Linked DNA regions of Homo sapiens: region 1 is linked to region 2. The links are chromatin loops, found by intact Hi-C in ENCODE. Cell type or tissue: dorsolateral prefrontal cortex. All regions are shown on one strand. Each heading gives the region's core, and the rest is flanking DNA. Links, peaks and the distances in the headings are about the cores only.

What was found. Hi-C counts contacts between places; a loop is a spot of excess contacts. Peaks named below come from ENCODE experiments on the same cell type or tissue, not always from the same donor. Only the 100,000 strongest peaks of a DNase experiment are listed, where the experiment ranks them.
Region 1: it touches region 2 in a loop (3-fold over the local background); 1 of 110 quality-filtered maps calls a loop at or near these places.

Annotation. Positions count from the first base shown.
Region 1 is chr14:55,930,916-55,946,404 of GRCh38, reverse strand. It overlaps LOC102723670 (a long non-coding RNA gene), which reads right to left and starts at 2,959. Exons shown (of 4, transcript XR_007064181.1): 1 at 2,593-2,959. In dorsolateral prefrontal cortex, for the core only: no CTCF peak of the experiment used is centred there; a DNase peak (open chromatin) is centred at 7,734.
Region 2 is chr14:56,049,488-56,064,976 of GRCh38, reverse strand. No RefSeq gene overlaps it. Among named protein-coding and RNA genes, the nearest start is that of PELI2, 61 kb to the left of the region's middle. In dorsolateral prefrontal cortex, for the core only: no CTCF peak of the experiment used is centred there; no DNase peak of the experiment used is centred there; H3K4me3 peaks cover 1,133 bases; H3K27ac peaks cover 1,854 bases.

The DNA of each region.
Region 1 (15,489 bases), core at 4,595-12,594, 120 kb after region 2:
ATTGCTACAGAACATAGATCAGCAGGTCAGTGCTGCATTATTCTGCACTTGTTTTTATATCACTTCTCGGTTAAACAAGATTATTGAGCACGTGACTGCCTTCACTCCCACAATCACTTAGGTGGACCTGAAATTTATGTGATATCCCAGACAGATAGCCTGAAAAAAAATTTTTTTGAAAAATCTTTTTTATTATATAGCTAATTCAATTGTGTTGTGGAAAATTTATAAAATATATAAAACAATAAAAATTACCCATAATTCTACCTGCAAGCAACAGTAGCTGTTAGCATGTTGGTATATTCCCTTCTAGAGAACATTGCATATAACTGTAGACAGATGTAGAGATAAATATGGATACAGACCCAGATGTCGATGTAGATATAGATGTATTGGAAAAATGTTCAGCTTGTTTTCTAGTCAACTTTGAAAAAACTGACTAGATTATGAATGGTTATGAAGATAACAATTCCATGGGGAAATACAACTTAGATACTGTGATGGTTAATTTTAGGTATAATTTCACCGGATTAAAGGATATCCAGACAGCTGGTAAAGCACTATTTCTAGATGTGTTTGTGAGGGCATTTCTGAAGGAGATTGGCATTAGAATTGATGGACTAAGCAAGAAAGAGCCACCCACAATGTGGATGGGCTCCACCCAATCTGCTGGGGGCCTGGATAGAACAAAAAGGCAGAGAGAATAATTCTCTCCTCTCTTGGAGCTGAGACATCTTTCTTCTCCTGCTCTTGGATGTTAGAATCCCAGGTTATCTGGCCTCTGGACTCTGGGACTTGCACCAGCACCCACCCCCCAGGTTCTCAGGCCCTCAGCCTTGGACTGAGAGTGACACCATTGACTTCCCTGGTTCTAAGGCCTTCAGACATGGACTGAGCCACACTCCTGACTTTTCCTCCTTTCCTTACAGCTTATAGATGGTCTACTGTGGGACTTTTTAGCCTCTATAATCACAAGAACCAATTCCCCTAATAAACCCCCTCTATGTATGTATGTATGTATGTATGTATGTATGTATGTATGTATGCATCTATCTATCTATCTTTCAGTTCTGCTTCCCTAGAGAACCCTAATTAATGCAGGTATTTTACATTAACAGATACTCTACCAGTTCTTAGGTTAAATTCCAAAAGACTGCTTTTCTTACCTGGAAAAGAGGAAAGGAATTTTGCCAATTCACTGGCTCTAAGGCCTTTCCTGGATACAAGGACAGTTAAATGTAAACACGAGTTGCTGGGGGAATGTCACGTAATCTCCTCTAGCTGTCTTAATAGAACCAGTAACAAAACCATATAAATTCTAGTACATAAGGACAATGTAAATGTGGCCTTCTGAAGGCAAGGGTACAATGGCAAAACAATCCTCTAGGTTGCCACATGAAATTCTGCTTCCATCGAGGGGGTCTTGTGGCAAGATGGGCCAAGTCATGAGCCATGAAACCCTGTTCTAATTAAGTACTTCTGTGGCCACAGGAAAGTCAGTTTACCCCTCTGAGCAGCAACATCCTGAGTTTTAAAATAAGGACGTTATAGGGGAAATCATCCATGAGAGGATGTGGCACATCAGCTATGGTCATGATTCCTTACTTCTAGACAAGAAGAGGCTTGCTTCCTATTGGTTTCTAAATCTTTTTTTTCTTCTTCATGAGACATTATAAATAGAAACTTCTCTTAAAAAAAAAAAAACCTTTTTGGAGTCTGTATCACTTGAGACTTACCAGTTTCTTAAGGATTGGCAAAGACTTTCTGACAAAATAAAGACACACACCCCCATCCCACATCTTTATACTCATGAAAAGATTTTATATGATCATATGACATTTCCTGGATTTGGTTTGGACTAGAAAATACAACACAGGATGAGACCAAAAATTTCAGAGGTTTTAAAACTCAGACAGTAGAAAAATCAATGCAAACTATTGGAAAAACTGGGGAGAAATGAACCTGAGCAGTGCCTGCCCTGCACTGTCTCTATGTGGTATAATGCTATCCCTGGGGGGAAGGTCTTCATAGAACAGAGTAGCCATCCCAATATTCAGAGAACTTATCACTTCCACATATAAAGGCAAACACACTCTTTTGTAACCCTGGTATTCTTTGGATAGGATTTTGTTAAACAGTATTGTAACATATTTATTAATATAGGGTTTCTATTTTTATACCCATTTGGGTATGGCAGAGAAACTAGAGGAGAGAATGAGTTGGTGAGGTGGAGAGTCAAGTGTACTCCACCAAGTTCTCTAAAACTTGAGGGCCTGAGCCTCAGTTTCTCCACTGTAAAATGTAAATAGTAATTCTCAGTGAGGTGTCATGGTGCTCAAATTACATAATAGATCTGAAAGGGCTACACAAACTGGAAAGCACTATATCATTATAGGGTAATGTTACTACAAAAGATGAAAATCTCATTTTTGTACACTGAGCATGTGTGACATCTAAGATTTCTTTCCATAGCACCTAACTGTACCTATTTCATTATACTTACTATACCACCAATCCAGATCCCTTCTCTGAGCTCCAGAATGTGAATCCAATTGCTTACCTGACATGCCCACTGGGATATCTTACAATTACCTCAAACTCTACAGGTCCAAAAGCAAATGCATGATCCTTCCTCCTCAAGCCTGGTCTTCTTTCAGCATTCTTTAACTCAGGGAATGGGGTCACCTTTCATCAAACAATGCAAGCCAGAAAATGTGGAATTATTGACATCTCTCTTTCCATCACCATAAGCTGAACTCAACGGCCTAAGGGAAAAAAATAACAGTTTTTGGCTTTGCACATTTAACAAATTAAATAGTCTTTTCCACAAAGCAGTCTCCAATGTTAAAAGCAAACAAACAAAAACCACTTCATATTGAATTTAAGGACTCGGGATTCCTAATGCAACTAATGGTGACACACCATAGCACCCCAGATTTCTTGACATGTGTATACTATTAGGCTCTCCCTGAATCTGTGCTTCTTATATTCAAGTCAAGATTTAGGTGGGGAAAAGAATCTAGAGACTGGCTATAAATATAATTTAATCAATGCCAGCCAAATCTTTGGCTGGATTAAAGTCAGGATCTGAAATGTGTACTTTGGAAATTCATTCATTTCTCTACGTCTGTGGTTCCCTCCCTCTCTTAGTAAAAATGACAACCTTGTCATATATGAACAAAGTGGGATGGGAGTCTTCAAGCATCAATCAGGTTAGAGGGGTGAGGTAGGGGTAGAGGCAGCAGACCCACAAAACTGAGGGAGACAAACATTAGGACCAGAAGGCGGAAGAATTAGTGCTACCATCAACTGCCAATAGGGGATTTAACTATGCCATCCAATGACATGCTGGGAGCAAAGGGTAAGACTGGACAAAGGAGTGGAGTGCTGAGCAGGGAAGGAGGGCCCCTAGACACCCCAAACCAGGCCAACTGGGCCCCCTAGGAGAGTATCTGAGAGCAGGGCTGGAAGGCTGGAGGGCAGGTTGATGGCTATTACTATGGTAATAGCCCTAGAGCTGAATCAATCAGGGAGCAAAGCTGGAGACAGGCTTCTTTTCTGTTTTCCACCAATCATTTGAAAAAAAAAAAAAAAAAGTGTAAAGCATTGGAACATTTGCAGACAAATTAAATCTTAAATATAAACCCAATACGTAACAGATCAAGGCAAGAAATGCTGCTCTAGTTACAAAGATGTGGGGAGATTGGGCTCCACTTTGTCTACTGGAGATGGGAGGGGTCCCTTTCCACTCCTCTTAATCACTGTGGATGGAGTTGGGGGGTGCAGAAGTGGGGGAGTGGAGACATTGAGCCTTTTCTTCAATCCTTACCCCATCCCTGACTGATGAGAGAAAGATCTGTTAGAAACTCTTGCCTCTGGTTATTTGCCTTCAATCCTGGCCAAGAAAAAAAGCAAATAGGAATGCTAAATCTTATAGAAGATCCTGGCAATGTTGGCCACACCTGGAGCCAAACCAAAAATAAAAAAAAAAAATTCCCCGATAGCTAGCAGGCTTTAAAGTAGATAAGGAGGAAAAATATATTGCCCACATTTTCCCTGGCATAAATTTATGGTGTAGAATTGTGCAATGACAGCTGTCATGTGAACAAGGGTGGCCTTGGGCTTTGACTGCACATAATGGTTACCACTGAGGCAGAAAGTTCTGGGCTGTGGATCCAAAGCTGTGCTACAGTGAGCTGGTGTTACAGGAAGTTTCTGTAACAACAGTAAAGAGAACACACTCAGTGCTCATGTCCAACAAGCACACTAAGTGCGGGGCTGAGTATCCGCCACATACTGTAAATAATGGCAATAAAAACACAGCGGAAGGTGCAGGGAAAAGCCACTCATTCTTTATTGGTGGGAATACAAATTGGTCCAACTTTCCTTGAGAAATCTGGCAATATAGTCATCATTTTAAGCGTGCATACTCGTCAGCACTGCAATTCCATTTCTCGGAACATATCTTGCAGAAATACTCAACAAGTATACACATATATAGATACATGAGATTTTTTGCAGCATGGTTTTTAATAGCAAAAAGAAAAAGTGGAAGTATTAAAACGACCATTAGTAGAGAGCTTGTCAAATACATTATGAGCAATACTCAGGATGGAATCCAACACAGCTTTTAAAATGGGACATATCCATATATATGGATGTGGAATTAATTATCACTATAGTAAGCAAAAGAGAGTTTCAGGCAGTATGTATTGTATAATTCCACTTGTGTATAAAAAGCTCAAGACTATATGCATTTATATAATCCATATTGATGGCTGGAGTCATGGTTAGGCAATGCCATAGAAAAAGATAGATAAACACCCAATAATTTTAACACTGTTTTCCCCCTTGGGAACAAGAGTGCAGGAATAACTCAAGGAATCTTCATTTTAACTTTATACTGTTCAGTGTTATTTGAAGTTTTTCAACAAGAAAACAATAATACAGGTATGGAAAACACAAGGAAATGACAGTGTTCAAGATTTGCGGCCAGGTTGGACTGACTCCACCGTCCATATTCTCTGCTCTGTGCCACAAGCAAAAACATACCACCACCTATAATATGAATTGCCTACCACTCTATCTAGGGTTCTTTTCAGCAGGTTCCACTCCTGCTGCCACAGTCTGCGGCCAAAACTTTGTTCACCGCTTTATCCCTCTCAGAACGGTGACTTGCCATTTAAGAGTCCCTGAGATAGAGAACAGGACAAGCTATTTGAGGCCCTGGCCACTCATGACCAGGAATTCGTCTTCGTTTTATTAATCAAAAACAAAGTCCCCTATTAGCAAGCTCAGCATAAGCACATGTGAAGCAAACATCAGAGCAGAGTAGGTGTTCAGAAGAAACCTCTTGATCAGACAAGCTCCAAGGCCTGGTTGACTATGCTACCCTTCCTAGCATTTAAATCCCTTGTCTCATGGCTGTAGTTAGGTTAAGGAGGGGGTCTGGCTTCTTTTCAGGAGGATGTGGACACCCTCCAAGGGTGACACTGGGTCTGGTTCAGGTTAGAAGCCTAGAAACCATCTCAGCTTCTCCTGAGCACCTGGGACATGGATTTCTGAGACTCTTGCCCTCCAACTGTTTCCTGCCAAACTTCCCTTTCAAAGGGAGCACAGCCATGGCAGAAAAGGCCCCTGGGTTTCCTGATCTGCTTTTTCACCCTCTCAAAGCAGACTCTTTTACTAGTGCTGGTCAGGTGTCCACACATGAGCCCCACTGCTCCAGGCCAGAACATCCTCTTGCGCCTGTCGCTGGTCAATACAAGGAGACTTTCCTACCTTAGAGTGCTGCTTTACTCTTTCTGTTTGAAAAATATCTGTTCTTGACCTCCCTCTTTTCACACTTCACACTTCTGATCACCAATGTTTTCCTCAGATACCATCAGTGACAACTTTTATTTATCTGATTCTTAACTGTACCCGCTATTGTGGGACTTGTACCCTCCTATTTCTCCATCCCTAATTATCTCCATCACTTTTCTTCCGGGAGAGCCTGATCTTGCTCACAATCCACAAGGCAGTGGTAGCATGCCACCTGCATCCACCTGCATTCAGCAATGCAGGAGGCAGAATCACCTCAGGGCACTCAGCATGTGGGGACAGGCTGGGCTGGGGCCCTCAGAACACTGGCCTCCTGTTCAGTAAAAACCTGCCCAACACCTCCCCTCACCATCCTACTCTCGTAAAACCCATAACCATTTATTTAAAATCTTTGTCTTCTAACCTTCAGTAAGATTCTGTGGGAAGTCCCGAGAGAACACGTCTAAAATTTGGAGTGTATATTTTCTCTTAGAATTTAGGGCCCCTTTTGGAATTTGGAGTTTATGTCTACCTCTTCAAACAAATGTTTGCAATACTAGCTGTTGTAGTCAGCTTGGGCTACTATAACAAAATACCACAGACTGAGTGGCTTAAACAACAGACATTTGTTTCTTGTGATTCTGGAGGCTGGGAAGTTCAAGATCAAGACCAACAGTTTTGGCTTCTGGTGAAGGCCTTCTTCTGGCTTGCAGGGACCACCTTCTTGCTGTGTCCTCACGTGGAGGAGAGAGTGAGCTCCACTCTCTTCCTCTTCTTACAAGAACACCAATCCCATCGTGGGGCCTCACCATCACAACCTCATTTAAACCTAATCACCTCTCAAAGGCCTCACCTCCAAACACTATCACATTGGGGGTTAAGACTTCAATGTAAGAATGTTGGTGGCAAACAAACATTCAGTACTTAATTCCAGCCTCAGCAATTGTCCATTGAAAAAACCTTCATCTCTCTTATGTGAAGAGAATCAAATAGATGGCCCCATGTTTGGGTCCTTGCAGTCCACAAGATAGACAACTCTTTGCAGATGGTTACTCTAACTCAGAAAATCTAGGAAAGTGAAATTTGAAAGTATGTCTCCAAAACAGCCCTGATTGACATGGTAATTGTGCTTACCTGCCCTCCTCCCCCGACACAGACAGACAGACACACTTCATCTGTCCCAGGTTCTGGGAGGTGAGTATGGTACAGTGGATAAGGGCCACACTTTGGAGGCAGTGGTGGACCAAGCCTGAGAAAAGGGTTTTTGCAAGATTTCTGGAGATAACCCTCTTCTGTGGTCTGGTCCATTGATATTTCTCATTTCCCTGCATAACTGTCCATTATACCCAATCCCATCCCAAATTCCTTCTCTTACCTAAATGCTCAAACTTCTAAAATGGTTCTATTTGAGGGTATCCACTGGTTGCAGGAGAAAATTAAATAAAGTAAATAAAAGTAATTAAAGGCTAGTACTGCAACCTACTGCCTTCTCCCCACTCTGGTGCCCTCTTACCTAGTTCTTTCTTGGTTTCCAAAGCACTTGTCTTCTGATATACGGTAAAATGCCTTGATTCATTATGTTTATTTCTTATCATTTATCCTTCCTATAGACTGTAAACTTCAAAAGGGCAAGAATCTTGGTCTGTTTTCTTTACTGATGTACCCCATGTGCCTGTAAGAGGTCTGACATGTAGCAGGGGCTCAAAAATTATTTGTCAAATGAATGGAAGTTGCAACTGGGACAGAATTCAAGATTCTCTTCCCTAATCCCTGAATCCTCAGATTTTCAAAGCTTTTCTTGCTGATGGGTCAGGCCCACTTGTGCCAGCTTGTTGGCACTCATCTTGGACACAGGCCACATTTTCTCCAGCCAACCGTCGTGACACTGATTCATTGTTTGTATACAGCTCCTCTTAGGCACGAAGACAGTCTTCTGCCCACGGGCTTACGGCCGAGCTTAGGAAACCCAGCTCAGATGTGAAACCCTAGGCTTGGCAGCTCGCAGCTGGCAGCTGGCAGCCAGACATGGTAAGCAGTCCCTAGCTCTTTCAGCCATTCCCAAGCACTCCTGGGTATGCCATGAAACTACTCTGAACTTTTCTGCACACATGCTTTTTCACTGAACATGACTTGGAAGGGAATGAGCGAGCCGTGGTATATTACTCACCATCAGCTGCTTTGCATGACAGTAAATATTCAGCCATGCCCATGTGTTCAGCACAGGCCTGCCTGGGGAAGTAGGCACAAAGGCTGGGCCAGTCGCCAGCAGGTCTAGAAGTGGGCCCCAGATATGTGCTCTCTGCCAGACAGAAGGGAAGAGGGCTGGAGATTATCACTGGGAATGAAAAACTGAAAATCAGATGGGTGAGGGGACGTATCCAATGTTGCATGTCAAGATGGTGGCAAACCAGGATACAGCTCCTTTCCCTTCACTGTCTTGTCTCTTGGCTGTTCAGCGTCTTCTCTTACCCTTTTCCCGAGTGGCAGGGCCTGCCTGCATAAGTATGGCTCAGTCACAAAAGGCCTCTGAGAGCTTTCTTGCCTAATCTTCACACAGCTCCACTGGTTCTTCACTTAAGACAACTGACTTCCATAACAGTTTCTCCTCTCCCCCAGGCCACCATTCTCACTCACTCAGCTTTTGCACATCTCTATGCTCCTGAGCATCTAACAAAGTTCTTTGCATTAAGTACTCAATAGGCAGTCATTAAATAATAAAAACCAATCAATAAGCAAGTGAATATGCTTCATCCTCTTAGTGCTGTAGACTTGGGACAAAGTGTCTTTCCATGATTATCACAGTTTAAACACCAACCTAGCCAGATAGTCATACAGCTGACCAGTCCTCACTTCTTAGGACAAATCTCCATTGTGGATATTTTAGGCAATTTGGTGCCGTTATGCAAAAGTAGGGAGCAGAGAGCACAGAGCAGGCCTGCTGTTGAGCACTGGGCTCCCTGAAATTGACATTCCAAATCAGACCTCCCAGGTCAGCCAATGTGGGAACATTACTAAAGGAGCAGGTGCAAGATGGAAGAGAGGATATGTTTCCGTCCTGATGTGATTCAACATCAAAGCTGGGCAGTGCTAGGAGATTGCCCACTAGCTGTGCTAATGGGTCAGCAAGGACACAGATAAGTGAAAGCATTTGACTTATGACAGTAGGTTTTTGGGTTAATTTCTGGAGACAATGTGACAGAATGGAAATATCTCAGGCTTTGCAGTCAAATCAACAAGTATTCCTATCTCTGCTCCACCATGTTCTAGCTGTGCGACTTACAACAAGTTACTTGACCTTGTTTACTCATTTGTAAAAAGAAGGAACGTAAATCGCTTGCAGGAATAATGTGAACAGGAAAGGAAAAAAAAAATGTGTGTGTGTGTGTACGTGTGTTTTTAATCTTCTCACAGTACGCAAAACACTGCAAGTACTACATTGCTAGTATAAAACTAAATTCTTTTATGTATTCACTTGATAATAGTGTTTAGACAGTTGTTATATGCTAAGCAGAGGAAATTCTGTTTATCTTAAAATGTTCTAAAATGAGAAACATTCACTTTGAAAAAGTTTCTGGAAGTAGCAGAGGCGTTTTATACAAGTTGCAGGTAAGGTATTATGATATTGTGAAATACACATTTAGTGTTCCTCCGGTTTCCTGGCACATGGCTCCTAAAACCCTTGGAATCTCTGGAGTGATAAGAATGTATTTTGCATGATAATGAAATCACTGCTGGCTGGGGGCCCCTAGCTAACTGGGGACTGGTCACTGGAAAGACCAAGGCAGGATTAGAAGGCTGGAACTTTTGGCCGCACCCTCCAACCTCTGGGGAGGGAAGAAGGGTTGATGGTTGAGTTGATTACCAATGGCCAATGATGTAATCAGTCATACCTACATAAAAAAGTTCCATAAGAAAATTAAAGAACTTGGCTGGGCGCAGTGGCTCACGCCTGCAATCCCAGCACTTTGGGAGGCCGAGGCGGGCAGATCACGAGGTCAGGAGATCGAGACCATCCTGGCTAACACGGTGAAACCCTATCCCTACTAAAAATAAAAAAAAAAAAATTAGCCAGGCATGGTGGCACGTGCCTGTAATCCCAGCTACTCAGGAGGCTGAGGCAGGAGAATGGCGTGAACCTGAGAGGGAGAGCTTGCAATGAGCTGAGATCGCACCACTGCACTCCAGGCTGGGTGAGAGAGTGAGACTCCATCTCAAAAAAAAAAAAAAAAAAGAAAGAAAGAAAATTAAAGGACTGGGTCCAGAAAGCCTCCAGATAGCAGAACAAATGGAGATGGCTAGAGGATGGCTCATCTTGAGAGCACAGAAGTGCCATGCCCCTTCCCACATGCCTCACCTAGGCGTCTCTTCCATCTGGCTGTTCATCTGTCTCCTTTGTAATATCCTTTACAATAAATGCGTAAATGTAAGTAAAGTGTTTCCCTGAGTTCTTTGAGCCACTCTGGCAAGTTAATCCAACCTGAGAAAGGGATGAAGGGAACCCTGGGTAGTATGTCAGAAGGATAAATCACAACCTGGGACTTTATATTGGCATCTGAAATGGGAGCAGTCATGTGGGATTCAGCCCTTAACCTGTGGGATCTGACTTGATCTCCAGGTAGATAGTTTCAAAATTGAATTGATTTATAAGATAGTCAGCTGGTATCTGCTGGAGAATTGCTTAGTGCATAGGAAAAGAAGAAGAAGAGGAAGAAGAAAAACCCCACACATCTGGTGGCAGAGGTGTTGTGTCAGGTGACTAATGTGTGTGAATAGGAAAAACACTTTTTTCCCCCATCTTTATTAGCTATAATCATTGATAAGAAGTCACCAGAAGAAGTCAGCATGCAAAAATCTCTCAGCTTGATCACTATTAATGAGCAAGAATTCACTCTAACTGACTAAAGTAACTGGGGAACCACTGCCTTCTGAGTCAAGAGGACATGATCTTGAAAAATTTATCTTCTTAACAAAGGGATACTTGTATAATTTCTCTTTCATTTTGCACATGTTGCAAGAAAGGAAAGTTGTAAAAATGTTAGAGAGAGTGCCCATATCTTTAGGTCAGGTGCACCAACCTTTTTAAAATTAATGTGCATCATGCTTAGAAATCCATTTTCATGACTTTTTTTTTTACTGATAATGGTGAGTCAAGAGGTTCTTCACTTGGTATGAGTATTGAATGTAGTTCAAATATTAATTAAGCCCATGGTGAGTCTTTATTTCAAATTACCTTATTTTTTGTCTATCATTCTTTATGATGCCCCAATGTAGCTGAATTAAAATCAAATGGTTCAGAAGTACATAATTAATTACATTCTTCTTAAATTACCGTTCCTAATTAATCCAAATCTGTTAACATGATATCTGGTGGTAATCAGTTATAAATGGTGGCAGTCAAGTGAAGTCCCCACTGGTTCTTTTGTATTAGCTAAAGAAGTTTAAGAAATTCTGGCTAATGAATCATGGCCTGTGAGCCACGTATTGGACTCCCAGATTACTGAGGATCTGGACAGCTCAAAGGGAAACTAAGACAATCCTGTAAACACCTCTGATAGGTTAGGCCTGGGTTGACAAGTAATGGGCACTGGTGTCGCCTGCTTGATTCTTTACCCCAGCATGCATGACCAGTTGATCATCAACTCTCTACTGCTGAGCCTAAACTCAACTTCATAACATTTTTTTTTTTTTGAGACAGAGTCTCGTTCTGTCACCCACTGCACCCCAGAGTGCAGTGGCACAATTTTGGCTCACTGCAGTCTCTGCCTCCTGGGTTCACACGATTCTCCTGCCTCAGCCTACAGGTGAACACCACCATGCCTGCCTAATTTTTTGTGTATTTTTAGTAGAGATGGGGTTTCACTATGTTGGCCAGACTGGTCTCAAACTCCTGACCTAGTGATCCGCCCACCTTAGCCTCCCAAAGTGCTGGGATTACAGGCATGAGCTACCTCGCCTGGCCCATAACATTTTTCAAAATGGCCATCATCAATTGTATCAACTAATTAATATCCAATTAGTTATCTATTGACACCATAGACTTGGTGGCTTAAAACAACACACATGTACTGTCTCACAGTGTGTTAGTCCCTTTACATACTGCTATAAAGAACTGCCTGAGACTGGATAATTTATAAAGGTTTAATTGACACAGTTCCACATGGCTTGGGAGGCCTCAGGAAGCTTATAATCATGGCGGAAGGCAAAGGGGAAGCAAGGTACCTTCTTCACAGAGTGGCAGGAAGGAGAATGAACACAGGAGGAACTACTGGACACCTATAAAACCATCAGATCTCATGAGAACTCACTCACTATCATGAGAACAGCATGGGGAAACCACCCTCATAATTCAATTACCTCCACCTGGTCTCACCCTTGACATGTGGGGATTATGGGGATTACAAGTAGAGATTTTGGATGGGGACACAGCCAAACCATATCACACAATTTCTGTGGGTCAGCAGTCTGTGCTCTAAGATCTCTCACAAAGCTGCAATCCAGACATCTTATAGGGCTGAGGTCTCATTTGAGGCCCAACTGGGGAAGGACTCACTTCCCAGCTGAGGTGGTTGTTGGCAGAATCCATTTCCTCACAGGCTGCCACACTGAGGGTCTCGGTTTCTAGCTGGTTGTGGGCTGGAAGCTCCCTTCAGCTCCTCAAGTGGCCCTCCCCATACGCAGCTTACAAAAGGCAGCTTATTTTTTCAAAGCCAGCAAGGAAAACAGTATTCTAGCAAGACAGACATTACAATGTTGTGTAATCAGGAGCATCCCATTACCTTTGCTGTACTCTGTTGGTTAGAAGCAAGTCACATATCCTGCCCACACTCAAAGGAAGGAGATTACACAAGGGTGTGAATCCCAGGAAGCGGGGATGATGAACGTTACCTTAGACTCGGTTAGCCACACCAGTAATTCAGAGTTACCAGGGAAAATGACACATTTTTGCCTTTCTTGGCTTAGATAGGCAGAGTGCCTGTGATAGAAAGCTTTCAACAGCTGAATGAGACAGCTTAAAAGCATTTGAAGGCCATGTTAAGTCAGTCATGGAAGAATATGATGCTAAGGATTTTTGTTTTGTTACAAAGAATCATTCTAATCAAATTCTAAGGATGTACACTAAAAAATATTAGGAAAGACTCCCATATTCAGAAATATGGCCGACAAGTTGTCTAGTATGGAACATCTAAAAGTATAGGATGAAAATACAAGAAAACACCTTGTAAGGGCATGGTTAAGTCTGTAAAAAAAAAAAAAAAAAGTAAGAGAAATCCTCAGAAATCTAAATCAATGAGAATACACAAATCTAAGAGGCAAGAGAGCACTGAAGCACTTGTCTGGGGCAACTGTTAATCTCCAATGTCCTGAAACTTAGGTTTAAAGGACTGAAGATGTGGTGGGGTGGGGCACGGTAGGAGAAAAGCCTGGGTCTCCAGCATTATGTGAGGTTGGAATGAAGCCCACTGCCCTCCACCCAAAAAAAAAAGCCAGAACATCCAAAAGGACAGACCCTCAGAGGTAAACTAGGGGAAAAATCTTCATCTTTCATTGGAAAATGATATAAATTGTTTTTGCCTTGACTATTAGTAGAGAAGAAAATAAAGACAAAAAATCTCCTCTAAGAATCCCTAACAACCGTAAGTATCTGTCATGAAGATTTTGGGATAAGGATTTGCACTAGCACTTCCATAAAAATCTCACATTGAAAATTTAGATTAAAATTTTCTTGGAGTATAGCTTCCTAAGGCCTTTGGTAGAAACAGATCAAATCCTCTTAGAAGAGATGCATTTTAAATCCAGGCTTCAATTAATTCCCACAGAATTAATGAACTTACAACAACCACAATCACAGCAACAAAATCACAAAACACATAAGGAAACGAGCCATTGTGAGCTATCGTCTGAAGAAACAAACTGAAAAACAAATCTAATCACTAAAAAAGTAGACATGCAAAGGTGAAAGATACAGAAATTATAAGATATGAAATATGAAACAAATATATTTAAGATGTTTAACAATGAAAAAGAAGAATTAAAGATACTAAGGAACAAAAGATTATTATATTTGAATGGGCAAAATTTTTGAAACTACAACTGCTAGAAACACAAAGACCATAACTGATATTAGAAATTTGGTGAGTAATTTAAATAGTAGATTGGACATAGCTAAAGTGAGAATTCAAGAATTGAAAAATAGATCTGAAAAAAATTACACAGAAATTAGCCCAGTGAAACAAAAAAATGAAAAACCTGGAAGAGAGATTAAGAGAAATGAAGGACACAGAAGGTTTAACCAGAGTTCCAGGAGATAACAGAGAGAATGGGGAAGAGGCGATATTCAGAGATTAAAGGGGCATTGTGTCTGGGGTTGGTCGTCTTGCACCAAGAAGATTAAGGACACTGACACACTCGAGGAGTGAGTTTAGGAGCAAAGGTGTAATAGGCAAAAGGAAGAGAAAGGAGAGCAGCTCTCTCCCTCTCGCGAGAGACGGGCATCCAAAAGGGAAAAGGCAGCCTGCAGCAGACCACAGCAGATTTTACAGGCAGGCTCGAGGAGGCAGTGTCTGATTTATTTATGGCCCACAGATTGGTTTTGACCAGGTCTGATGTTTACATAGTGCGGGGAAGGCTGGTTGACCCATCTTAATCTTATTATGCAAATGGACTTTCCACTTGGCCAATGCCATCTTGTCTGCACCTTACTGTACACACGGCTGGCAAAGAGAAGGGAAGATGGAGCTGCCCTTTTGATCATGCCCAGTCCCAGGTAGCCTATTCCTATTGGCACAGCTGCCGTCATTCACCTGTGCAAGCTTCCAGCTTGCTTGTCTATGTCTGCAGCTTGATTTTACAGGTTGCTCTTTGTAAGAAAAGAAAATTATCTGGGGGCTTCTTTTCATTAAAAGGAGAACTTTTTTTACTTTCTTATAATAATTTTTTTCTTCATTTCTTCTTTAAAAAAAAAGGGGGATACATATGCAGAATGTGCAGGTTTGTTACATAGGTATACGTGTGCCATGGTGGTTTGCCGCACCTATTGACCTGTCCTCTAAATTCCCTCCCCTCACTCCCCACCCCCAACAGGCCCTGGTGTGTGTTGTTCCCCTCTCTATGTCCATCTGTTCTCAATGTTCAACTCCCACTCATGAGTGAGGACATGCAGTGTTTGGTTTTCTGTTCCTGTGTTAGTTTGCTAAGGATAATTAATGGCTTCCAGTTTCATTAAAAGGAAAACTTTATCAAGGACTTCTTTACCCTCACTATCAGCCTAAATACCTTCTTTTTAACTCCTATATCAAGATGACAGATGAGAATTTTCCAGAACTGATAAAAGATACAAGTCTTCATATTCAAGAAGCCCAAGAAGTGAATCCCAAGCAGGGTAAATTAAAAGAGGACAAACAAAAAAAACCCTAGAATTATTGTTAAATTTTAGAACACCAAAGTCAAACAGAAGATCTTATACTGTGAAATATTTTAATCTGCTAAAGAGAAAAGGAAAATTACTTATAAAAGAACATTAGACTGACTTAACACCTGACTTCTCGGCAGAACCAATAATAACAGAAGAGGATAGAATAACATATTGAAAGGGTTGAGAACAAATAACTGTCAGATTTCTATTATTTAAAACAATAATAATGTCTAACTTTGGGAACTTATGGAAAACATACTGGAAAATAGTACATG
Region 2 (15,489 bases), core at 3,048-11,047:
TCACCTGTGGCACATACCTGTAATCCCAGCTACTCAGGAGGCTGAGGCAGGAGAATCACTTGAACCTGGGAGGCGGAGGTTGCAGTGAGCCGAGATTGCGCCATTGCACTCCAGCCTGGGCAACAAAAGTGAAACTCCGTCTCAAAAGAAAAAAAAAAAAAGACTCAGCAACTCAGCAAGAAAGACTTTGAGGCCGTATATTTATAAAGCAAATACTTTTTTCCCACTCTCTTGTTCAGGCTGTTTCACAGCTTTCACTGTTAAGTGCTTTCAAACCTTAGCTCTGTTCTTAACAATGTACTTCATAGTTTGCCACAAGAGGCTGAAATCAGATTAGAACATCTTAGGGATTTTAGCTAACTTGTTTATGTCAGTTTAGAGAGAAGGAAAAGACTACCTAAGGCACACATCTTCCAATCCACAAATGGTACCAGATAAGTGTTTAAATTGTTCATATATATATATATATATATATATATATATATATATATTCACTCAACCTTCTGCACTTCTGTCTTTTGAGATGAAAATCACCCTAAAATTCCTTGGGAAATTGCCTGTCTCCTAGCTCAGTGACTCCATATTGCAAATTCAGAGAATTTTAGGTTTACCAGAAAAATAAGAGACCATCAGATGCAGTTTCCTCAACCAGGCTGATGTTAGCATCACCTGGGGAGCTTCAAAAAATTATGTGTCTAGGCCCCACTCTAGACAAATTCAATCAGAATCATCTGGATTGGGACAGGGCATTACTATTTTTAGCAGCTCTCCAGGTGATTTTAAGGGAGAATCATTGATCCAATTACCCCTCAATTTTCAGATGAGAATCCCAAGACCCAGTTCTAAAAGCTTTGCTCAAAGTCCCAGGGTGGCTGAATGGAGGCAGCACTAGTCTAAGACTCAGATTTTTTTTTTTTTTTTTTACTCCTAGACCACAATCTTTTAAAATCATGCCCCAAATCTCTGGATGTTCCCATTCCTGTTTGATAAGCCCCCAAACATCAGTCCTAGAAGCAAAAAAAGTTTTCCTATGGCAGAAATTTTATCAGGCCTGATTTCATTCATAAGTCTAATTGATCTTTGATCTTGAGCAAATGATTTTCTTACTTTTTTTAGTATTTCAGAATGTCTAAAATTACAAGGGGGATCTTTGTGATAAGATATGGTAATATAAACTATGCAAAGACATGGACTAGTGTCTAATCTTTACTATGTCAACTGTAAGGCCTGATCGAGGCCACATGCCCATGTATCCATTTATACCTACTTGATGTGTTAAGTGCCTTGACTAGATGTTTGAAAGCATCTGTTCACACTACAAAGTCATATATCTCAATTTCAAACCCTGGCTCCACCATTGACCAGCCTGAGGCCTTGAGTAAGTTATTTAACCATTCTGTGCTTTGATTTTCTCACTTGGAAAAGAGTTCTACGCCATAAGGTTGCTATGTGCATTTATGAGGTAATGAATATATATAGGGCACTTAGCACGTTGCCTGATCCAGAACCACTCAACCACTATTAGTTATTATTATTTTGCTATAGTAACCTATGTCTACCTCTTTGCTTGAATCCTGCTGAGAGAGGAGAAATGTGAATGACGAGGGAGCAGGAAGTGACAACCTTTGAGCATCTTGAACTGAAATCTCTGCCTTGGCTTCAAGGGTCACTGTGAGCTAAGAGGAAACTGCGCTACACCCCTGAGGGCAACACACAGGAGGAGGCCTGGAGCAGGGCACTCTGGCCTGGTCCTATTCTTTTTCCCTCCATGAATGGCATTGATTCTTGAGGGCAGCGGCCCCTATTCTTGCTCATCCCTCTAACTGGGCACTGGACTCTGGGCCTGAGCTACTGAACCCAAGGAGTGCTGATACAATGCCAGCTCTCAGCATCCAATCACCACCTACTGCTCCCCATCTGGTTCGCAGCTCAAGTTTGCTTTTCACCCAGCATGTCAGTTCAGCAAGCATCTCCCTTCCAGCCCAATAGGAGATGTTATCAGAAGTCCATTCATAACACTGACATGGCTTCTGCTCCTCACATCAGTTTTTAATGAAAACCCCTATGAGATTAAAGCAGAGCAGAGAAAGGAACAGAGAATGATGAATGTCCTAAAGTGAAATGAGATACATTTCAGAGATGGTTGGGCTGCAGTTGCACTTTTAGACAAACATTTTATGAAAGACATTGGCAAAGTGTCAAAAACTACTGTGGTTTGAATATGTCCCCCAAAGTTCATGTGTTAAAAACTTAATCCCCAATGCAACAGTGTTGGGAAGTAGAGCCTAATAAGAAGTAATTAGTTTATGAGGGCTCTGCCCTTGTGAATGGATTAATGTCATGATCATGGGAGTGGGTTTGTCGCCCCCTCTTGCTCTTGCAATCCTGCACTCTCTTGCTCTTCTGCCTTCCACCATGGGACGATGCTGCACAAAGACCCCGCCAGATGTGGATCCCTCAACTGTGGACTTCCAGCCTCCAGAAATACAAGAAATAAGTTTCTTTTCTTTATAAATTACAAAGACTGTGGTATTCTGTTATAGCGACACAAATGGACTAAGACAAAGCCTTCTGTCCGAGTTTCAAATATAGGCACAGGATATTTTCTCCTGTCATTATCTGAAGCAGGAATGCATTCCTGCTTAGGGCCTCATGTGGTTCAGTCTCCACCTTCAACTAGAGCATCTTTCTAGAAGCTGGCTTTAAGGTTGTAGAATGCAGAATTTGATACAAAGAAGTGGGCACAGAGATCAAAATGTGCTTGGTTAGACATGGCTTTCCAAATTTCATTAGATGAATACCTGAACGTACAAAATACTTTTGCATACAACTATTCACTTTTCAAAAGGATTCACTAGCCACCCAGGCAAAGCAGAATCCACGTGTATGTGTGTATATATAAATATTTTCTTTTCTTATTTTCCCTATCAGTTGGCCCTGTAATAGCCCTTTCATTTCTCCTTAATAGATGGTCCCCTATTCTCACTTCAATTCACAATAATTTGTCCCAGTTTGAATTTCCTAAGAACTGATAACCTAAGTAATACAGGAGACTGTCAAACATCTCAAAATAAGCATTCCCCATCAGCTCAAAATAATCAGTTTACCTCTCCTAATAAAATGTTTCAACTGGTGAGGAAGTATATTCCCTCATCTATCATTGAGAATTGACTACACCGGGCATGGTAGCTCATGCCTGTAATCCCAGCACTTTGTGAGGCTGAGGTAGTTGGATCACAAGGTCAAGAGATCAAGACCATCCTGGCCAACATAGTGAAACTCCGTCTCTACTAAAAATACAAAAATTAGCTGGGCGTGGTGGCATGCACCTGTAGTCCCAGCTACTCAGGAGGCTGAGGCAGGAGAATCGCTTGAACCTGGGAGGCAGAGGTTGCAGTGAGCCAAGATCACGCCATTGCACTCCAGCCTGGTGACACAGTGAGACTCCGTCTCAAAAAAAAAAAAAAAAAAAAAAAAAGAATTTACTACTGAATTTTTCTTAAAGGCAAATTTTAATATTATTTAATTTACCAAAAAATTATTTGCACATAACATTTCAAGACCATGAAATTCAGAGTGGAAGCCTCTAAGGTATTATCTAGCCCCAAATCTTCAATTTATAGATGAAGAAATCAAGATCGACAAGAAGACAATTCTTCCAAGGTCACACAGCACCATTAGGAACAAGGTTAGAATTTGAACTCAGAAACTCTGACTCACGAGCCATTCATTAAGGAAATAGTTATTAAGCAATTGTTATATGTCAAGCACTGTGTAAGATACTAGAACATATAAACAATTCAAAAAGAAATACTGCTGCCCTTGTATGTAGTGGAAAAGGAGATCTATATGTGCAAACTTGAATGTTATGAAAAGAAGACACCACGGGATTTGACCCGACCTGGAGGTCAGGGATGGCTTCCCTGAGGAAATGGCATCTGAGCTGAGATCTTAGAGGGATGAGTAGGAATTAATGAGATGAAGGATGGCCTGGGGGAGCAGGAAAAAATTCTAGTTAGAAGGGACCCTGTGTGCAAAGATTCTGAGTGTGTTCCAGTATGTATCACTACGTCTTGACTACTGAATCAAATAAAATACAGCTGGGTTTTTTCCAGCCTTCTTGTTTGTGTCTTTCCTTTGATTTAAGAAGGTGTGGGGTATGAATGTAATGTCCAATCTCCAATCCCTGTTTGCGAAAAGAAAAACACTACCTGTGTTTAGGAGAAAGGTAAAACTGGATCTGGAGTGACATGTTTGGTATAATTTTTAAAGCTGCAAAAATAAAAGAATTGATTGGAACTCATTCTGAACTCACTGAAACATTTGTGGTTTTTGTGGTCTTTTAAAATATTATTCCAGAAGTGAAAAAATTACTCTCACCCAAAATCTCTTGATTTTCACCTAACTCCCATTAAATTCAATCCTTCATTTATAATTTCTCACTTTCTTTGTCTGAAATACAAGGAAAAGAATGGAACTTTGGAAGTATAGAGATCACAATGTCCAATGGAAAATAAAAACTTTAGAATTAGGGATACTTTGATATCTTGCTTTCATCTTAAAAGCAAGGAAATGTGAACCACATAGGATGAATTCTGCATATGAGAGGAGGTGGGGAAGATGCATGAAGAAGGGATACCAGGAAAGCAATGATCTAGGATCCATTCTTCTAGATGCAAGCTGCTACCAACTGACTTGAACCCTTCTCTTGTCTGGTCTTTTCATCTTCTCTTAACAACTTAGCCTGCTGCACTTTCTTAACTGAGTATTAGAAGCTGTGGTGAGACATAGGATGCAAATGAGCAAGGTTGCACATCAACTCAGTAGATACATGGCTATGAGGTTCCAGTCCTAATTTCAAATGGGGAGGATGAAGGGTATCTGAGCCATGACAGATAGAGAATACCTCCTCTTCTGGGAAGGGGAAAGCATGGGCAGTGAATAACCACATAGATGTACTATCTAGTGTGTATCTGGGCTTGCGTGTTTGCATTATAAATACACGCTTGTGTCTTTCAACATGCTGAATCTCAGTGGGAATTGAGATTCTTGTGGGTGCTAAAGTTACAGTTTTAAAAGAAATGAAGCATTCTAGATTCTTTTGAGTCCGAGTCTTCCAAATGCATGTTAAAATAACTATTGAAAGGGTTTAGAATGCAGACTACAAGGCTACATAGGAACACTGATTTAGGAAATCCTGAACCCACAAAAATGTGAGAGCACCAGTGACACTATATAGAAGAGCCACTCAAGACAATGATACACAATTAGTTTTTGCAGATGATCCCAAAGATTGGGACCAGCTGAAGGAGTTATCTTCACCATGGCCGCTAATTCCAAAAACAATTAAGCCCTTTGTCCCCATTAATACAGCTTCACAATCTTTCTACAGTTTCCTCTTCTCTCAGTTCTTACATCTGTGGGCAGAAACAGTCTCTCTTCATCAACTTCAGGACAGAAGCCTGGAGTTAGCTCTTTCCATTCCCCATCGCTAATCATGTATATGCAATCCATCACCAAGTCTGCCTCTTCCTTCATTATTCTCTCAGGTTAGTTCTTTCCAGTTTCTTTTTCTTTGTCACCATCCTAGTCCAAGCCCTCACCACCTCAGCTGGAATACTGCAATAATAGTCTAGCTAGTCCATGATTAACCAGCTCCTCTTCCTGTGTTGAGACAGCTCTCCACTGTGTGAATCTTGATAGGAGATAGAGCCCGCTTCCTGCTGCAGAAGCCCAGAAGGGCAGCTCATCCGTCTCCCAGCTTCTTGCAGCTGGAGCTCAGTTGCCTAATCAGAAGCATCCATCCTCGATATGAAGTCTGGGGCTAGTGACGCACAGGGCAGAAACAGTTGAGAAATCTTAGGTGGCAGCAGCATTGGCAGCAACAGCAGTGGATGCCTTTAGTGTCACACAGGAGGTCCTAGCACACCAGGTCAGCCTCAGTGCCCAGTGGTCAGCCACTGTGCTATGGGTGTCCTCACCAGACCAATTCCATGGAAGTGATTTCAACCATGGCTCTGGCTATACAGCCCCCTTCACTCCTGCTCATTTCCTAAACCTGGTTTTCTAATCTTCCAGCATGTCTGTGAGTGATGTGATAATCCATTTGAAAAATTCCTTTTATGCTCAAGACAGCAAGAATTAGTTTCTGTTCTGAGAACCTTCAATGATATTCTCATTTCTATATCCAGCCCCCTCCCCCAAGCTATCACCCATGCCGCTGCAAAACTCATTTAAAAACTTCACTTTTATCATATCATTTCTCTGCCTAAGAAGGTACAATGAATTCTACATGAAGTCAAGCTCCTTATCTTGATATTCAACATCCTGAATAATCCAACCTCTCTCCATCTAACAGAAACTGCCATTTTCTCTGCTGTCTGTCAAGACAGTAGCTTTCAAATTTTTTATGAGATCCACATAAATACCAAATTTAAGAACCAATAAACACACAAAACTGAAGCAAGCTCTTCGTGAAAAACATACTTACTCTTACCATATGCAATCAATTCTGATATTCTCTATTCCATTCTGTCCCACTTTAAAAAAATGTTGATACTCATCAAATTGATCTGTTAAACACAGGTTTAGCCTATATTGCGGTTTGCAGGCCACCCATACTCTGTTCCCAGTTCCATGCAGGAAGTACATAAAGAGAGTAAGTCAAAACCATCAGTTAATCCCACTTTTCCTATTAGGGTTTCTCACACAAACCTTGCAGAAAAAAAAAATTGTCATCCTGACAAAGTAGGCCTATGAAAAATATTCACGACTACTGAATAATATTTGAATATATAGTTAAATCAATTACAAAAACAATTCTTTCCAAACTGTTCTTTGATTTTGCTCTATTACTATGAAAGAAAATTTTTGATTCCACATTTTGAAAAGCAGTTTTTGCCCAGAGTTGGTCTCTTGGAAGGGTTCTGGCTACACTGGTTTGACCTAGGACGTTTCTCTGCAGAAACTCTAACCACACACCTGTGTAACAAATCATCGCTGACACTTACCAGATGAGTGAGGTAGTCTTAGATTATAAAAACGATTAGTAAAAAGGCAAGTCTGCACAGGTGGGACTGGAGATTTTAATAACCTGTTAAAATTGCACACGTCTCTTTATTAAAGTCCAAAGGTTGATTTGAGAGATGGAATTGGGGCAGGGGATGGGGGTTGGGGTCTAGAAACGGTGGTAGGTGGAGACTGACAAAAGACTAAGCAACTCACAACTGCTGGTGGTACATCTGAGTTCCTGCTCTGGGGACTACGGGGACATTGTCTCACCAGCTGCTGCCTGTTCACAGCTAACGACTCCCTTCCCAGAGGTTTCTGATGTCAATGCATTTAGTCCTTTTGTTTGATGGCCTGTAGCCTTTGTGCTCTGCAGCCATTATAACAATCTGTTTACCTTTGTGAATACCTAATGGACAGTAGATGTGCTCCCCTGGGGTTAGAACTGTACACTGAGGTAAGATTTTTCTTTCCGTTGACTCTGCAATGATTTATCTTCCAATATATCATTGTATTCACCAATCTTTGTGGGCTGGAGCTGGAATGCTAGCTATATGGAATCAGATACACAGAGCAGATTCTCTCCCTGGCAACCCGCTTCCCCTCCCCAGCTTAGGAAGAGCATAAATAATGACCCTCTCCCTCTTGCTCCTATTGGATTTCAGCTGAAATCCCTTAGACTTTTGGCTATGTCCAATACCTTTGGAGTTCTCTTCAGCTCTCTGCTTCACAGCTTCCTTTGTCTACATTAAAAGAAGCACAAAGAGTGATCAAGATAAGCCCAAACCAGACATTCCTGGGTAAACAGAAAAATGCATCCTGTAACTTGCATGCTGATTATCTCATTCCTGCCCCTCTCCCTCCCCATCCCATTTTCTCGTTACTTTTCAGAGCTTCAAGCTTTTGCTGCAGTGAAAAGCTGCTGGTACTGGGGAGACAAGTATTTTCTTATTTTTTCTCTGTATAACCTACAGGGACATCTTTGCCTTTGTCTGTACTACTATTTGGGGGTGGCGATAAAGTAAGGGAGGTTGACTAATGGATCATGGAAAAGAATCCTAGAAATTGGAAGCTGTCAATAACAAACATTCCTAATGCTGCCCCTCTCCCCATACAGGGCAGGCAGTGTAGAATGGGGGTTAAGAACCTGTAGTCAGACGACTCGGATTAAATCCTGCTCAGCCTCTAGCTTCCTATCTGACCTTGACGCATTCCCAGTTTCCCCCTTCGAACTCCAGTTATTATTATTTTCCCCTGCGGGGACAGAGGTGTGTGCCCTACCCTCTAGGAGCTTGCACTGAAATGGAAAGCACATTCTGGCCACATGTTCTACATCACTGTTATCCCAGAGTTTCGCCATGGTGGATGCTGGTGGGACCTACAGGAGGGACTTGATTTCCTTCACATGATTGAGCATTGTGGGCTAGGGAGCTCACCTTTCCCATCTCGTCTTTTTAAGATAAATGACATCCTTGGCCTTCCAGGTTGGTTGATCTTCTGGTGATATGACACCAACCTGAGGTTTCAAAGCAGAATCTTTCCCTGCCAACAGCATGTATGGCACACAGCTGGCACCCTATTCGGAAGCAGTGATCCATGTGCTGAAAATGGATGCTTCTGGTGGCCGAAGAATGGATTTCATTTTCCAGCAAAATTTCTAATTTCAATGTGAGAGGAACCTTCCTTCCTTCCTTCCTTCCTTTCCTCCCTCCCTCCTTCCCTCATTCCCTTCTTTCCTTCCTTCCTCCCTCCCTCATTCACTTCCTTCCTTCCTTCTTTCCTCCCTCCCTCATTCACTTCCTCCCTCCCTCCCTTTCTTCCTTCCTCCCTCCCTCATTCACTTCCTCCCTCCCTTCCTCCCTCCCTCCCTCCCTTCCTCTCTTCCATCCTTTCTTCTTTATTTTTCTTCACCTGTTTCCTGCCAGAAACCATTAGATTATTTGGGACATCTTTCTTTATTCTTAAATTAAGCTTGTTGACATTAGCTGGATGTCATAGCTTCTTGCAAAAGCCATATCTGCATAGTGTGTCTAATTAGATCCTAGCATTGTAACAACTCATAGGTTCAATTTTTTAATATACAAATCTGGAGGATACTAGAGTGAACTAAAATAATTTCACTATCTGCAAAAGATTTCACAGACAAACAGTACTTAATCTGAGAAATCCCTTGATAAATTTGCCAGTAGGCCAACCCTCCTCACTGGTACAAGGGCGGCTTATAACAGAAACCCTTTGTGCATTGTGGAAGGCAAACACACATGCATTTTACATGAGCAAATTCTAAACCAACTGGCCATGATTTTTTTCAATTACACTTTCCCCAAAATAACCCTTTCAGAACAAGTTTGCAAAGGGTTTTTCTCCATAATTGTACGCTGCTCTTGGAGCGCTCGAATGGATGGGGAAGGCAAACAGAGTCAAAGCTTTCCATGGAACCACAGTCATTTCTTGCACTGGAGGCTGCTTATTTTTGTCCTCTCTTGAGAGAGAAATGCCGAGAAGATTTTACGTCTGTCTCAAAATTGATTATGTGTTTTTAGTTTTACCAAGTTCAGACTTTAAAAAATCCCAACAAAAGAAACACAACAATAACACTTATCGTCCTCTGCCACCCTGGTAGGCGAGTCCGCTGGGCACTTGTGTCTGGAGTAACATTATCTGTTGTTATTTACTATGAAATGCTACAAACTTACAAGTAGCGACAGGCGAACAGTGTGAGGACGGCTACGTTCTTTGTGTGAATTGATTCAAGGCTCTCATTCATAAATTAGCTAGGCCTTTGGTCAGTTTTTGTGTTTCTTTTTTCTGGTAATAACTCAGCGAAGTCTGGATCCAAGCCACTCTCATGAGTGCTGCCCTTTAAACAAATTGTTTGAAGTCCAGCTTTCACTTTTTGGGGATAAACAAAAATAATGCTTAATATTGTAGAATCATTGTTTGTTTTTATTTTACACAATTAATGGTCTTTTTACTAGAACGACAAATGTATTGCATAAAACAATATTTAAGTAAATAAAGGTAGAAAAGGTATGGAGAAGCAGAAAGTAAGAAGAAAAGAGGCACAGAGGAGAAGGCAGAGAAAGGGGAAAATAGGAAGAGGGAAAGGAAAAGGGAAAAGGAGAGGGAAATAATGAAAAAGAAAGGGAGAGGTTGGGAAGCCGAGGCAGGCAGATCATAAGGTCAGGAGTTCGAGACCAACCTGGCCAATATGATAAAACCCTGTCTCTACTAAAAATACAAAAATTAGCTGGGCGTGGTGGTGTGTGCCTGTAGTCCCAGCTACTGAGGAGGCTGAGGCAGAAGAATCTCCTGAACCACGCCACTGCACTCCAGCCTGGGCGACAGAGAGAGACTCCGTCTCAAAAAAAGAAAGAAAGAAAGAAGAGAGAGAGAGAGAGAGAGAGAGAAAGGGCAAGGAAGGGAGAAGGGGAGAAAAGATTGGTTTTGGAAGCCTTTACAAAGGGCAGGAAAAAAATTGACTGGACTAAAAAAAAAACAAACATGACTGGACTAAACATCATCACTGGATCTCATTGGTGAGTACATAATAAAAATTACTGAGAGTTTGTCCAAATTCTTCAAGCTTCCACACAAAGTTTTCAAACACATATCCAAACCCAGCAAGCCATATCAGAATGGCCCAGTAAAGGTTATTCTTAATATAACCCACATGGCAGCTGGGATCTCCCTGCCCCTTGAGATGGAGGTAAGTTTGCCTTGCATCCTTATTCTATGTCTCGTAGAGGTCCAAATCTCCCCCGCCCTGAGCTTTCTGTAACTTTCTGGGAAAGTGGTGGTGAAAGGACATGGCAGAGTGTGAGTTTATCTTCTCAGTTTTACTGTGGGCTCAAAGAGGCTGACCTTGCTTAAATCATTCAATTTAGGGTTGCTCTCACTAATTCAAATGTGTTATTTTATTCGACACCACATTAATCCTGATGTAAATATTTGAATTTCCAAAAACACTTACAAGGCTTTATATGTGGAAGGTACTTTACTGAATATTTGGGGTAAGAAAAGAAGATTTTAAAAATCAAGTTTATAGAGATATTATTTAAACATAGTAAAATGCATCCCTTCTGAGAGTACAGTTCGCTGAGGTTTTACTCAGGTAGTTATTTTGTAGCCACCACCATAATTAAGATATAGAACACTTCCATCATACTACAAAGTTCTCTTGGCCCCTTGGTCAATTTCTTCCCCACCCCACCCCTAGTCCCAGACGGCCAGTGATCCGCTTTCTGTCTTTATACATTAGTTTTGTCTGTCTTAGAATTTTATATAAATCAAATCATACCATATGTATTTTTTTGTGTCTGGCTTATTTTGCTCTACACAATGTTTTTGAGATTCATCTATGTTGTTGTTAAGTATCAGTACTTAAGTATTTTTCCCCTCTGAGTAGTATCCTATTGTATGACTGTACTGCAAAATGTTTATCCATTCACCTGTTGGTGGACATCTGGTGTTACTGAGTTGTCTGTCTAGTATGGCTAAATCTGCTATGTACATTTATTTAAAAGTCTGTGTGGATGCATGTGTTGTTTTCTTTGGAAAAAATACCCCGGATTGGGAATCGCTGGGCCGTGTGTTAGGTATGATTAATTTCATAAAACTGCCATACTACTTTTCAAAATCATTGTACCATTTTAGAATCCCACCAGCACAACATGAGAATGCTACTTTCTCTACATCCACACCAACACTTACAATTAGCAGTCTTTTTAGTGCTAGATGTTCTAGCAGACACGTAATGGTATCTCACTGTGGTTTTAATTTGCTTTTCCCCTATGATTTCATGTTGAAAATCATTTCATGTGCTTATTTGCCATTCATATATCTTATTTTGGTGAAGTGTTTGTTAAGTCTCTTGCCTGTTTTACTGAGCTGTCTTCTTACTAAGGAATTATAAGAGCTCTTTATACATTCTGGATAAAAGCCCTCTCTCAGGTATATATTCTGCCAACATTTTCTCCTGCTCTGTGGCTTGTCTATTCATCTCATTAATGCTGTTGTTTGATGAGCAAAGGTTTTTAACTTTGATGAGGTCAAATTTATTGAATTTTTTCTTTTATGGTTTATATATTCTAAGTCCTGTCTTCAGAAATTTTTTGTCTATTCCAAAGAGGAGATATTTTAAACATAATATTTCAAGCAATTTTAAGTTGAACATTACACATCCTTGCTGGCCTCTCACCCACCAAGATTTTACACTCACCATGCTGTGCAGAGATGCTTCAGACCGGCCCCACCCCTGGGCTCATCACTCCCTCATACTCCAGATAATCCACATGCCAAACCCAACACTGCCTTTAATATGCAGCCACTCAAATTTCTGAAGCTCCAGGATTACCTTTGCATGATTAAAACCTACAAGATGTCCAGTAAATCAAAAGGGTTTTCCAGAACACAGTTCAGATTAGAAGAGCAATTTTTCTCATTATGTTATTGAATCAACTCTAACTTCTAGCTCAAGTTTCCCAACAATATTTTGGGATTTTAGTTAAACTATGTCTTTTACTGAAATAATAGTCAAAGCCCTGGAGACCTTAGAAACTTGATTTCTTTTTAACTGTGGTATCCATACTTCTGATTCTGATGTGATATGGCTGAATAACAAATGAATAAGCTACTTCTCTCCATGGTAGCACTTTGTCTTCTGGTCTTATGACATTCCACATGATCATCCCACAGTACAGAATGTTATCCTGTGACTGTCCTCTTATTCCGAACTCCTGAGACCACTTCACGCAGGTCTACCTTGGAAAATCTCAGACATTGAAGGGCTACTTTATAATATAGAAACTAAGTCTTAAATTGCTCTTCTCAAGAGTTCAACTCCAACTTTATAATTAATAGATACTTTCTTTAAAAATTTATCTTTTGTTGGATTTCAAACTGCTCCGTTGCTTCAAGTGTAACATGTCCCAAAGATAATTGGTTCTTCCTTCCAAAATGGCTCCTGTTTTCTACAGTCCCATTTATATCCTGCACACTTTAGACTCTTACATCCTCATTATCCTCTGTCTGTTACTGTGGCCTATTATCCTGAAATGCCTCAGATTTGTCCTTTCTTTTCTATTCCCACCCTAGATTGGGCCTTTCTTGCTTGAGTTGCTGCGGTAACTTCCAACCTACTGTCCCCAAGATTTTTCTCTCCTGTCATTCTCTTGGCCCTGTCCTCAGCCCACAGAATTTTTATACTAGGAGATCTTTCTGTCCTTGCTTAATAACATCCTTTGCCTCACCTGCCTAACTTTGGATACCCCTGGAGACAGGCCTCACTCCACTTATCTGAATCTGGACCATCATAAGTTCTGTCCCAGCAGGGCTGTCTGTGCACTCTCTCCCTATGTGTACCAAGCTCATTCTGTCTTTGAATTATTTGCTTGGGCTATTAACCCTCCCTAAACACTCTGAACTTAAAATGTCACTTTTCACAGTTACTTTCTAAATCTTTCTCTTTTAAAATGCGGCTCATTTTACCTTCTCTGACTAATTTCTCTCTTCTGTAAATGACCATTTCACTTATAATTCACTGAGTCCCAACTGGAATATCTAGATACTATCCAGCTCACAGAGTTCATGTTAGAATCAAATGGAAACCAAAGGGAAACAAGGGGTAACCTGCTGACAACAGAGTCTCCATGAGGCACTAACCAGCCCTTGAAGCTTCTGGTAAGTAGGACTGGACTCTGCTCCTCCCCTTGACATTTGCTCTCCCTTCCACTAATTTACAAGGGGACTGAAGCTTCCTGGGGAAGACAAAGGACTTGATCCTGTCCACTGTTGGGAATTGCAGCCATGTCTGATGGGCTGGCTTGATCTCAATGGGAGCCAGAAGGACATTCAAGTCTTCAGAGAAAAGTTATCACAGGGAACAAGGAGTCTGGCCCAGGAAACCAGAATGGAAGGGGATTTCAGAAATGGTCCAACAGGTGATACCAGAGTCATCCCGACCTAGTGCAGGTGACAGCATGTGTTGTTGTAGAAACAAAGCTTAGCTTTGTGAAACTGAATGGCTGTATATTAAGCACTGCAGCACTTTCGGGCTCGATAACCCTTCCTGACAACTCTTCCTTCTCTTTCCCTGCCTCCGTGTTTGGGCAAAATACAGAAGATCATTCTTCTCTTTTTGCCAGAGTGGTGACAAGATCTCTGGCCTCAAGGTACAGTGGCATCATTCCAGTTTCCCCAACAATGACTGCAATGGATTCCCACCTTCACAGGTGCCTAGAGGGACAAGGGCCAAGTTCCATTTCTAGAGGGGCACCTCTGTGAACCTGCCAGGGCCCAGACTGCAGATTCTGGGCTTGACACTGACTGCAGAGGCTGGATAAGTAAGTGGAAGGCTGGATCATAAGCCGAGGCTCCCTCATCACAGCTGAGGGGAGCCCTGCACCCAACTAAGTCTCCCAGTGTGGTTAAGATCCATTCTCTAATTCCGGAAGTGAAGTGTGACCTTTTTCTTCTACACAAAAGCACAGACTCAGAGTAGACATCAAAAACAACCACACTTTAATGGCACTCACTGTCCTCCCATTACCGAGTTGGGGGAAGAGGGAGGATTCATATAAAATTAAAGGGCTAAAGTTTCTCACCAATTCAGGTGGGACTCAATGCAATCTGGCTGTGAGGAAGGAGTTGTTCTGACGGCCTATGTGTTCCTGGGAAGTTGGGTCCTTCTCTATCCATTTGAGGGAAGAAATAACCTGAATTTAAAAGGTCTCAGGAGCTGCAACTATAGTAATACAAACTAGGGACTATCCTCATTCCTTAAACTGCTCTGGAGCTCTTCCTTTCAGGAGGCCAGCTAATGTTGACCTGTCTCTGAAAGAGAGCAGCCAGGCATGAAGGCTGCACTGTCTTGTCAAATCATATGTGACCAGGCTAAAGTATCCCACCCTTTAACATCATATGGCTACAGCTATTCCCACACTTGCATTTGAAGCATAGCATTGCCACCTACATGCAAAATATCACATTATAATCAAATTGCATCAGTCATATACATGTATAGTCCATAAATTTCAACTACACTAGAGCACAAGCTGATGACTAAAGAAAGAAAATATCATTGCAAAGTGGCATTCGCTTAGGGAGCCTGAGGCCACAAAAATGAGAGTGTGCTAGGGTCTCTACCAAGACATTATCTGATGCTACCTTGTATTTTGTGAGGCTTTGGTGAGGCTGTCTTCAAGGTCCAGTAACAACATACCACCTTTGTACTGGGTGTGGAGGTTTCTGGCACTATTAGTATTATAGAAGGTGAACTGTGTAATAGGCTGGATTTGTAATAGGTTGTGATAGAAGTTGAACTGTGTAATAGGTTGGATCTGGCACTATTAATATTATAGAAGTTGTAATGTGTAATAGGTTGGAAAGGGAAATGAATTTCCTTTTGCATTTGTTTTATAAGTTTAAAATATGTCAAAGTTTACCTTATGCTATAAAATTCTGTATACACATCCAACAGAA